Linked DNA regions of Homo sapiens: region 1 is linked to region 2. Evidence: chromatin loops called from intact Hi-C (ENCODE). Cell type or tissue: Calu3. All regions are shown on one strand. Each heading gives the region's core, and the rest is flanking DNA. Links, peaks and the distances in the headings are about the cores only. Region 1 overlaps SLC41A2 (solute carrier family 41 member 2). Region 2 overlaps SLC41A2 (solute carrier family 41 member 2).

The links. A loop is a pair of places that touch in the nucleus more often than their neighbours do. Peaks named below come from ENCODE experiments on the same cell type or tissue, not always from the same donor. Only the 100,000 strongest peaks of a DNase experiment are listed, where the experiment ranks them.
Region 1: it touches region 2 in a loop (2.5-fold over the local background); 6 of 110 quality-filtered maps call a loop at or near these places.

Annotation. Positions count from the first base shown.
Region 1 is chr12:104,886,195-104,888,694 of GRCh38, reverse strand. It overlaps SLC41A2 (solute carrier family 41 member 2), which reads left to right. Exons shown (of 11, transcript NM_001352171.3): 6 at 2,256-2,402. Among named protein-coding and RNA genes, the nearest start is that of SLC41A2, 71 kb to the left of the region's middle. In Calu3, for the core only: no CTCF peak of the experiment used is centred there; no DNase peak of the experiment used is centred there.
Region 2 is chr12:104,948,310-104,955,058 of GRCh38, reverse strand. The region is part of intron 1 of SLC41A2 (solute carrier family 41 member 2); the gene reads left to right. Among named protein-coding and RNA genes, the nearest start is that of SLC41A2, 6.6 kb to the left of the region's middle. In Calu3, for the core only: no CTCF peak of the experiment used is centred there; DNase peaks (open chromatin) are centred at 1,525 and 1,978.

The sequences.
Region 1 (2,500 bases), core at 1-2,500, 65 kb after region 2:
TTGTCACTTGAGTAACAAGTGTTCCAGGAATTCTGGGTTTCAAAAGTCATCCTCTGTTGAAATTTTTTTGTTTCAGATTTCAAGAAAAATTTCTTCCCTGTTTCTGTGGCAATACAAATATAACCTTATACTTAAGATAGCATATTGTTGGCTATAGAATTTAAAGAGCCAGAAGGTTTTAAAAATTAACTACTTTAGAACTTTTATTTGGGTTATTTTTCTTTATATTTATTCGTATGAACTTTACACTAGAGAATTAGCTTATTGTGGAATCACAATCATAAAGACTTTGTTCTTTTTATTTTATAATTGCCATTTTCTTGCCCTTATATCACCAGCAAAGTTTAAAGTGGATTATTGTCATGTTAGGTGATCATACAATGCAGCTAACTTTTTTGGCTAGGTTCTGGGAATTTAGGGAATCTTATTAAAATTATAACTCGATTTCCAAAATATTTTCAAGCATTTTGTTTTAGTAGTTTAATTGTATCGGGGTAGTTTCTTGTCTTCATAAAGAATTACTATAGTTGAATGGAGTTAACATTGACCAAAGCAGAGTGAAGTTAAGCTATTGGAAAATTAAATTGTTGGTACAAAAATAATTATGCCATCAGCATGCTATTTTTTTAGGCTCATTTGCTTCTTTTTTCTTTCTGATTTTATTTCATTTAGAAAGTGTCATTTAAAATTTTTCAGTCTAACAAGTATTTGAAAGCTTTTCAAAACTATCCAAAATTCAGAATTTTAAAAAGTATTTGTTTAAAGCTTCTGACTTTGAATAATGTGTGTTCTAATTTTATGATAACTTGACCTTTATAAGCACTTTAGTATATGTAAAGTAGAAACTCTTAGCCATATTTGTAGGTGAGAAAACTTAGGTAAGGTGACTTGTCCAATCTCATCAACTTGTTACCAGCTGAATCAGAACTAAAACACGTTTCCTAACTCTTAGCTCTTTCCACTGGACTATGATACATACAAAATATTTGTTTTCAGTTGAAAAGATATAGATGGTACTATGTGTAGGAGAACTTCCCATATACATCTTCAAATGTGCTGATTTTGGAAAAAGATTCTAAGCGATTACATCTTGCCTGATTATTGCATAATGTATTTTTTTTAAAAAGTTTTCTGCTATAGCTTTTTTTCTTTTTCAATGATATTATGGGAAAGGTAAGTCTAGTAATTTAAAAAGCCTCCAGAATACTAAAATATAAGGCACTGTTTGATGCAAGACAAAAATTCTGCTTATTAAAATTTTGGCTTTAATAGGTAGAGTAAAAAACACTGGGCTAGAGTCACAAGCTATGTGACTTTAGGCAAGAATTTAAGCCCTACTCTACAGGACCTCAGTTTTATTATCTATAAAGTGAGTATGCTGGAACAAAAACATTTAGAGTCATTTTAACTCTAAAAGTGCTGTGAGATTCTGTTACTGTTTTTCTCCATAGCCATATTTAGGCTTTCATATTGATTTGTGGTTAGCACATTTAAAGTTTTCTCTTTACTACATCCTCTTAATGAGTATCTTGGTGTGACAAAATCTACACAATTTAGAGTGGATATAAATGTTAATAGTTTTATCCCATTTGTATAATTTAAGAAAATTAGGATGTAAAAGTACAAGTACACAGTTAAATTTTCATCTTCTATTCTCTCGTAGGTTTATAGACAGAAACTTCAGGTTTAAAGAATATCTTTTACAAAGACTGTTTCTTGTATTCTGGCCTTCAGTGTTTTAAAATTTAATTATGTCCTGCTGCTTAATACTTCAACGTCTTTAAGTAATAAAATGAAATAAGCATTTCTAGCTGCCATATGTAAACAAATCTGGTTTTGTTGGCCTTCTTCCCAGTTGTTGTACATATACATATGACTCACCTTTTTTTTTGATGTTTTCATACTTTATTTGAGGGTTAAAATTAAAACCTTTGGATTCAATACACACAAATACATTATATCTAAGATATACATGTCACTAAATCTGAAATTTTAGCTTTACCATAATTTTAGTAGCTTTCAGGCCTCTAAATACAATGCTGAACTTCTTAAATTTTCTATGATCCCCACTTGGAGTTTGTTGAAAGGCATTTTGCCAAAGCGTTAGAGTAAATGTTTTGTTTGCTTTAGTCAGCTTATCTAAGCAGTCTAACTGGAATTGATATGCTGTTTTTCTATCCTACACATTTTGGTATTTGGGGGATTGATTTTCTTTAAATCATAGCCTAAAAAGTAATGAACATTCTTTCTTCTAGGAATAATAATGGTTGGGGTTATCGTTGGTTCAAAGAAGACTGGTATAAATCCTGATAATGTTGCTACACCCATTGCTGCTAGTTTTGGCGACCTTATAACTCTTGCCATATTGGCTTGGATAAGTCAGGGCTTATACTCCTGTCTTGGTAAGTTGATTTAAAACTAAATATTGTGTGTTGTCTCAAGTCTCTTTAAATAAATATTGTTGCAGCAATGCCATGAATCCATGGTAGCCTTCATTTGC
Region 2 (6,749 bases), core at 989-3,488:
AAAACTTCGTCTTAACTCAAAAAAAAAAAAAAAAAAAAAAAAGCAAGGGCCAAGAGTCAGGGGCTGTTGCTAAACTCACTTGACGAGGTTCTTTGATAAAACTGCATTTTACAAGGAAGTGCACAAATGGGCCTAGAAGGTTCAGGGGCCTGAGTAAAATTTCGTCAAGAAAAGAATCTTTCTCATTGTTGGAAAGTACACTTCCCAATTTCCAAAACTTTATAGAAAATACAAGTAAAGGTTTCCAAATGGAAATAATAGATAAGCAACTGATAAAAAGCATGTGAAGCATAGCCTAACTCTGCTTCAACCTATACATTACAAAATGATGGATATATGAATTAACCCTTTTATGCCACTGCCTTTATTTAGAAGAATGAGGCTGGTAATTTCGGGTTTATAACCCAAAATGTGTTTTTACTTTGTTTTAACTAATGAAATTATTATCAAACGTATTGAAAATATAAACTATCCAACCTAATATTGATTGTTACCAACTTACCCAATGGATATACAAATATCCTGCAGCTACAGATGTTTTCTCTGCCCGCTGGGGTTTTTAGTGGCGCTTATTGGGAAGGACTGAAAGTAGAGGGCAGTGACAATTGGGAATCGCTATGGAGATATCCCTGAGAAGTGATGGTCACAGCTGACCTGTCTCCTTTATGGTAGATGAGGGTAGGGACACTTTTTCTTCTCTCTGAACGTACTGCAGTTAGATTTATTTAGCTTAAAAATAACAAATACAGAAATATTTAGATGGAAATGACTAGAACTGTCAGTTATTCTATTTTAATGTGAATGGATTTAATCAGATTGCTTTCTTCTTGGTTAGCTACACTAAGGAAGTGGGAGTTTTGACTTGAGGAGGGATAGTAGATGTAAGTATTATGAGATCGTGGAACATTTTGGAATATTGGGCAAAGTTTGCCCTACTTCTAAAAGTGAGGATGTTAAAAAATGGAAAGCTTTAGATAGCATGAGGGATCTGAAAGATGAGAAAAGAAAAGCAAGAATGAAACAATTTGGAAGGAAAGATTGTAGGATATAAAGACAGATTCGACTTATTTAGACATTTTTGCCCAAGAAAAATGTCTAAATAGGAAAAGTGGAAACCTTTTCCTTCATTTGATCCCTCTTTCCTTTTGCCCCACCTTGCTGCTCCATGCTAACTGTTCTCCTAGGACCCAGAAATCAGACTGGGATTACTGTTGTTCATGTTGAAGCTTTCAAGTGTGCTAGTTACACCCCTTCTCTCTCCATATTCTAGTCAAATTGAGATCAGACTCAAGCCAGATAAGAATTTAAATACTATTAAAATAATAGTGTAATTTTCATTTCCGGTAAAGCTGGATTGGAGAACTGAGCTTAGACCCATGCTTACTGTTCTTTCTTAATTTACCTACCCAGATGAAACTGTTGCACCAGGAAATGGAAGGGAAAGTCCTGTCCTAAGGAGCTTATCTTATAGCAGTTAGAATGGAAAGGAAAACTTTCTCTCCTTGAGGGCACAGCAAGTCCAAGAAAGCCAGTGAGAGCTCACGGGTGGAGCCTGTCTGAACAGTTGACCTTTATACCTATCCTAGCAATTAGATAAGTCACTTTCCTGTGGGAGGAATTAGTGATGGGGGTGGAGAGAAAGAAAAGTGTTCCTTTAATCTTGTTTTCTCCTACTTAGAGGAGTGAAAGTTCTGTTGTCATTGCAGAGAGAAGTAAACAGCCATCCTCTCATAGTTAAGTATGTTATGGGAAATAAATAGTGTTTTGTAGGCTAGCCTAGGAACTAATTCACCATTTATAAAAATGAACTGACTGTATATTTTCCTTGGAAATAACTAAATCTCTTAGACACTTTTGAGTGATTATTTTATTGTGTAGTTAAATATATAGATTATTCAAGTCTATTTCCTTGTTTTACCAGTACTGGTTAAATATTTATGGAATGTCTAATACGTGACAGGCACTGGGCTAGGCTTTGGGATTCAGTGGTGAACAAGAATGGGTCCTTGCTCTAAGAGTTACAACCTAGAAAAACAGTTAGTACAAGTACCATTACGATAAAGCGTAATAAGCATTGGTTAAGTGTAGAGTGCTTTGGAACCACAGAAGAAGGAGAACTTATCTATGAGGGCCAGGGACATGGATGTTAAAGAGCTGAGATCTTAAGCTGAATAGGAAGTAGCTAGGTAAAAGGGAAGAGTGAGGTTGAGCAGAAGTGTTTTGAGCAAAAAGAACATGTGGAAAGGCCAAGAGGTGTGAGAATGTGGTACACTAAAGTGACATTTTTTTTCTTTAACTGCAGGCACCTACTAGTAGATTGTGAAAGCAAATTAGTGAGTTGTAATCCACATGTTTTTTAAAAGGAATACAATAGAAAATGAGGGTGTGCCACTCATAGATACTTACTGGATTGTAGGGGTAAGTAGGGGTGTTTATGCAGGATTTAGTTAACCTTATTAAAGAAGTTGGATTTATCTTAGAGGAAATGACAAATCATTGAAAAGTTCTAATCGGGGCCTGATTAGAGATCTTTAGAAAAAGGTCTCTTTGGGTACCTGGTCTTTCTTAACTCGGATGTAAACTTCAAATTCATTGGCCCAGCATTACAGGTATTCCAAAACCTGGTTCCAATCTATTTCTTGTAAAAAATCTTCCCACTATTTTTGTTATTGGAATTTCCCAGTTCATAAAGATTCGTTCGCCTAAGTACCTTTGCACCAAGACCAAAAGGTCTGTGAGAACAGATTTCACTTCTGTCCTTTAACATTGAGTCTCTGGCAACTAGTATAGTGCCTGGCTCACAATAGAGACTAAGCAAATCTTCGTTGATAGAGTCTAAATACCTTTAATATTAGGAACATTATGCAGTAGTAGACATGACGTTGCTGTTTCTGGTAATGTCTGCTTTGGGACAAAGAAAAAGTTTTCATTCAAATTTTTTTTCTCAGTTGAAATCATGTTAATGATAGAACTGCATACATTTATTAAAAAGATAATTTAACAGAGGGCATTCTTACATTGAAACAGTAGTAGAGATAATAAAAAGAACAATAAACATTGTGGTTTTGATGTTTTCCCAGGGAGTACAGTGACACAGATTGCTCACAGGAGCAGCCAATCCAGAAATCATTTCTGTTTTGTTTGAACTTAGAGGCATTCTCTGAGCACTCACCCAAAGGCAGTGTTAGAAAAATGGCTAAGGACAAAAGGAATAAATTATTAGGTTGGTGCAAAAGTAAGTGCAGTTTTTGCAATTAAAAGTAATGACAAAAACTGCAATTACTTTTGCACCAACCTAAATGGATGAAAATATATCAATCATATGAGCTTAATGAAGAATCAACAGAAAATAGATTTTGTTCTTACAAATGAAAATAGAACATCCATATACCCTAAAGAATTTACAAATAAGAATTTAATGATGTCAGTTTGTTGCCAGAGCATGATTCTACTGTCACAGTATTATGACTTCACAGAATTAAATTGTGAAACCCAACCATAAAGGAAAAATTCTTTCAGTGTTTGGTTCCGATCAGTGGTAAAAGAAGTTACGAACAGTTCATAAAAGGTAAGGAGATTTCAGTTCTGATTCAAATTTATCTTACTAAATTTTTGATTTGTGAAAAATTTTGCTCGTTAGTTTTTAAGTTAGGGTTTATGTATCTTAAACTGGAATGCCAAAATCAAATTTTGCTAATATGAGATGGCTTTTAAAAAGCACTCAGAGAATTTTATCTTTTTATATTCCACAGAGTCTTAATTTAAGTAGTACATTGTAGAACTAAATGGAAACTGTTAACTTGTATAAGTTTATCCTAAGGAAATAACTCTAAATATGGGAAAGTATTAGGCACAGAGATATTCATTTTCATTGCAATGTAATTTAGCCAAATAATGTCCTGCTATAGGGAAATTATTTACTAAAATATGGGAATCCATTTGAAAAAGTTTAACCATTAAAAATACTTTTTTAGAGCAATAGTTTCTTCCTGTTAATTACTTTTTAAATTAAAAAGTAAAAAGTACTCAAACAAAAGTTCAAATAATATAAAAATATGTAGAATCAAAAAAAGTGAAAATGATATTTCAATCTTGCTTTCTATTACTGCTTACCCCTCCCCCAGCCACCTCAATCTAGGCATACCCAGTTCCTTAGAGGTAAATGCTTTGAGCACTTTGTTATTAGCCTTGCAGATCTTTTTCTAATCCAGTGGTTTTTAAACCGAGAAGGAGTTTCAGGGTCTTCTCAAGTTGGGTAATATGGGGACCCAGTGGGTGGAAACCAGGGTGCTTCAATGGGTACTGCTTTGCTTTTACAAAACTGTTTTATATATTGGGATTTCACATAGGGTTTAATTTAAATAAAGGGTTCCTCTGCATTAAAAATAAAGGCTTAGCCAGCCACAGTTCCTGTAGTCCCAGCTATCTCAGGAGACTGAGGTGGTAGGGTGGCTTCAGTTCAGGAGTTCGTGACCAGCCTGGGAAAAGTAGTGAGACTGTGTTAGTCCGTTCTCACAGTGCTATAAAGAAATACCCAAGACTGGCTGATTTATAAAGGAAAGAGGTTTAATTGACTCACAGTTCCACATGGGGAGGCCTCAGGAAACTTACAGTCATGGCGGAAGGCGAAGGGGAAGCAAAGACCTTCTTCACATGGCAACAGGAGAGAGAGAAGTGTGAGGAGTGAAGGCAGAACAGTCCCTTATAAAACCATCAGATCTCATGAGAATTCACTCAAAATCATGAGAACAGCGTGGGGGAATCCAACCCCATGATCCAACCACCTCCTACCAGGTCTCTTCCTAGACACGTGGAGATTATGGGGATTACAATTCAAGATCAGATTTGGGTGGGGACACAACCAGAGCATATCAGAGACCCTGTCTCAAAATTAAAATAAATGAATAAATGGAAGTTATTTATTCTTCCTCATTTAGAACTGTCCTCATTTAGAAAACAAAGTCCTAAGCCCCATAGTCAGGCATTCCATGTCTTCCCCAAGTTTCTCATTTTGCTGCTTGGTCATATTGAATAGTCTACTCATACCTTCCCATTTTCCCATCAGTTTTCTGCCTGATTACCATTCACCTTGTTGAAAGGCACTTTTCCTTCTCTCCCCTCCCCACCTCCCCTCAATTTCTCTAAATCTTACCTGTTCTTAAAGGTTCAGTGCACCAGCCAGGCACAGTGGCTCACACCTGTAATCCCAGTACTTTGGGAGGCTGAGGCAGGCGGATCACCTGAGGTCGGGAGTTCGAGGCCAGCCTGACCAACGTGGAGAAACCTCGTCCTTACTAAAAATACAATATTAGCCGGGCGTGGTGGCACATGCCTGTAATCCCAGCTACTCAGGAGGCTGAGGCAGGAGAATTGCTTGAACCCAGGAGGCAGAGGTTGTGGTGAGCTGAGATCGTGCCATTGCACTCCAGCCTGGGCAACAAGAGCGAAACTCCGTCTAAAAAAAGAAAAAGTTTAGCTCACCATCATTTTGTTCATTCCTCCTTTCAACTTGTAGTTGGTGAACACTTACATTTTGTCTAATACTGTGTGGATAATTTGCAGAATTTGGTAGCAAAAGCTACAAAATTAAAGGATGATCTTTATGTAAATCTGTATGTAAATCTTTGTGTAAAGGATGATCTTAATGTAAATAAGTGAAATAATGTGTTATAAAGTAAGAGCATTCTGGGAGCAGGTACTAAAGTTATAAGTGTTCCCTTATTTCTTCCACACTGTTTTTTATATTGGTACTTATAAACAAGGCAATTTATGATATGATTACTTTTCTGGATCTTCAGAAAATATTTGTTCATTTATTTTACTTATTTATTTATTTATTTGAGACGGAGTTTCGCTTTTGTTACCCAGGCTGGAGTGCAATGGTGTGATCTTGGCTCACCGCAACCTCTGCCTCCTGGGTTCAAGTGATTCTCCTGCCTCAGCCTCCCAAGTAGCTGGGATTACAGGCATGCACCACCACCATGCCCCACTAATTTTGTATTTTTAGTAGAGATGGGGTTTTTCCATGTTGATCAGGCTGGTCTCGAACTCCTGACCTCAGGTGATCCACCTACCTCGGCCTCCCAAAGTGCTGATTACAGGCATGAGCCACCACGCCCAGCCGTATTTGTTCATTTATTGATTGAGTAACAGAAGATAGTGCAGAGATAGTTCACCTATGGATCAGAGGTGAAACCTGTGAAGGAGCTGTTTCCATTCTTGAGCAATAAACTGTGTTCAAAAATAACTTGAATCCAGTTTACTGGGTTCTAGTGTTTGGCATGAAAGGAGCTGAGAGGGAACACTGATGATACACCTTGGTTCTATCATCCTTGTGCCCATGGCTGTGTACACTGGCGCCAGAGGATTATAACACAGAGAAATGTCTACAGGGGCTTCCTTATCATTAACTGGTTAGTCAGAAAGTCATGAACTCAAGTCCTGTGTCTTTATCTTACTAACGTTGTAACTTTGGGCATATTATTTAACCTCTCTGAGATGCAGTTTTCTAAACTGTAAAGGATGAACATACTTATCTTCAAGGTTTTTTTTACAAAAGATAAAATGAGGTCAGTATATATAAGAGAAAGCAATTCTTTTTGCTTTAAATAGTATTGATGTAGATAGAATGGGTGATCTCCTTTCCTTTAGGTTTAAGTTTTTATATATTTTTTAGGACTTACTGATTAGAGTTTAGTTCTTTGGAGCAGTGCTTTTTAAGTCTGAGAGTGGCATTTTTATAAGCTATT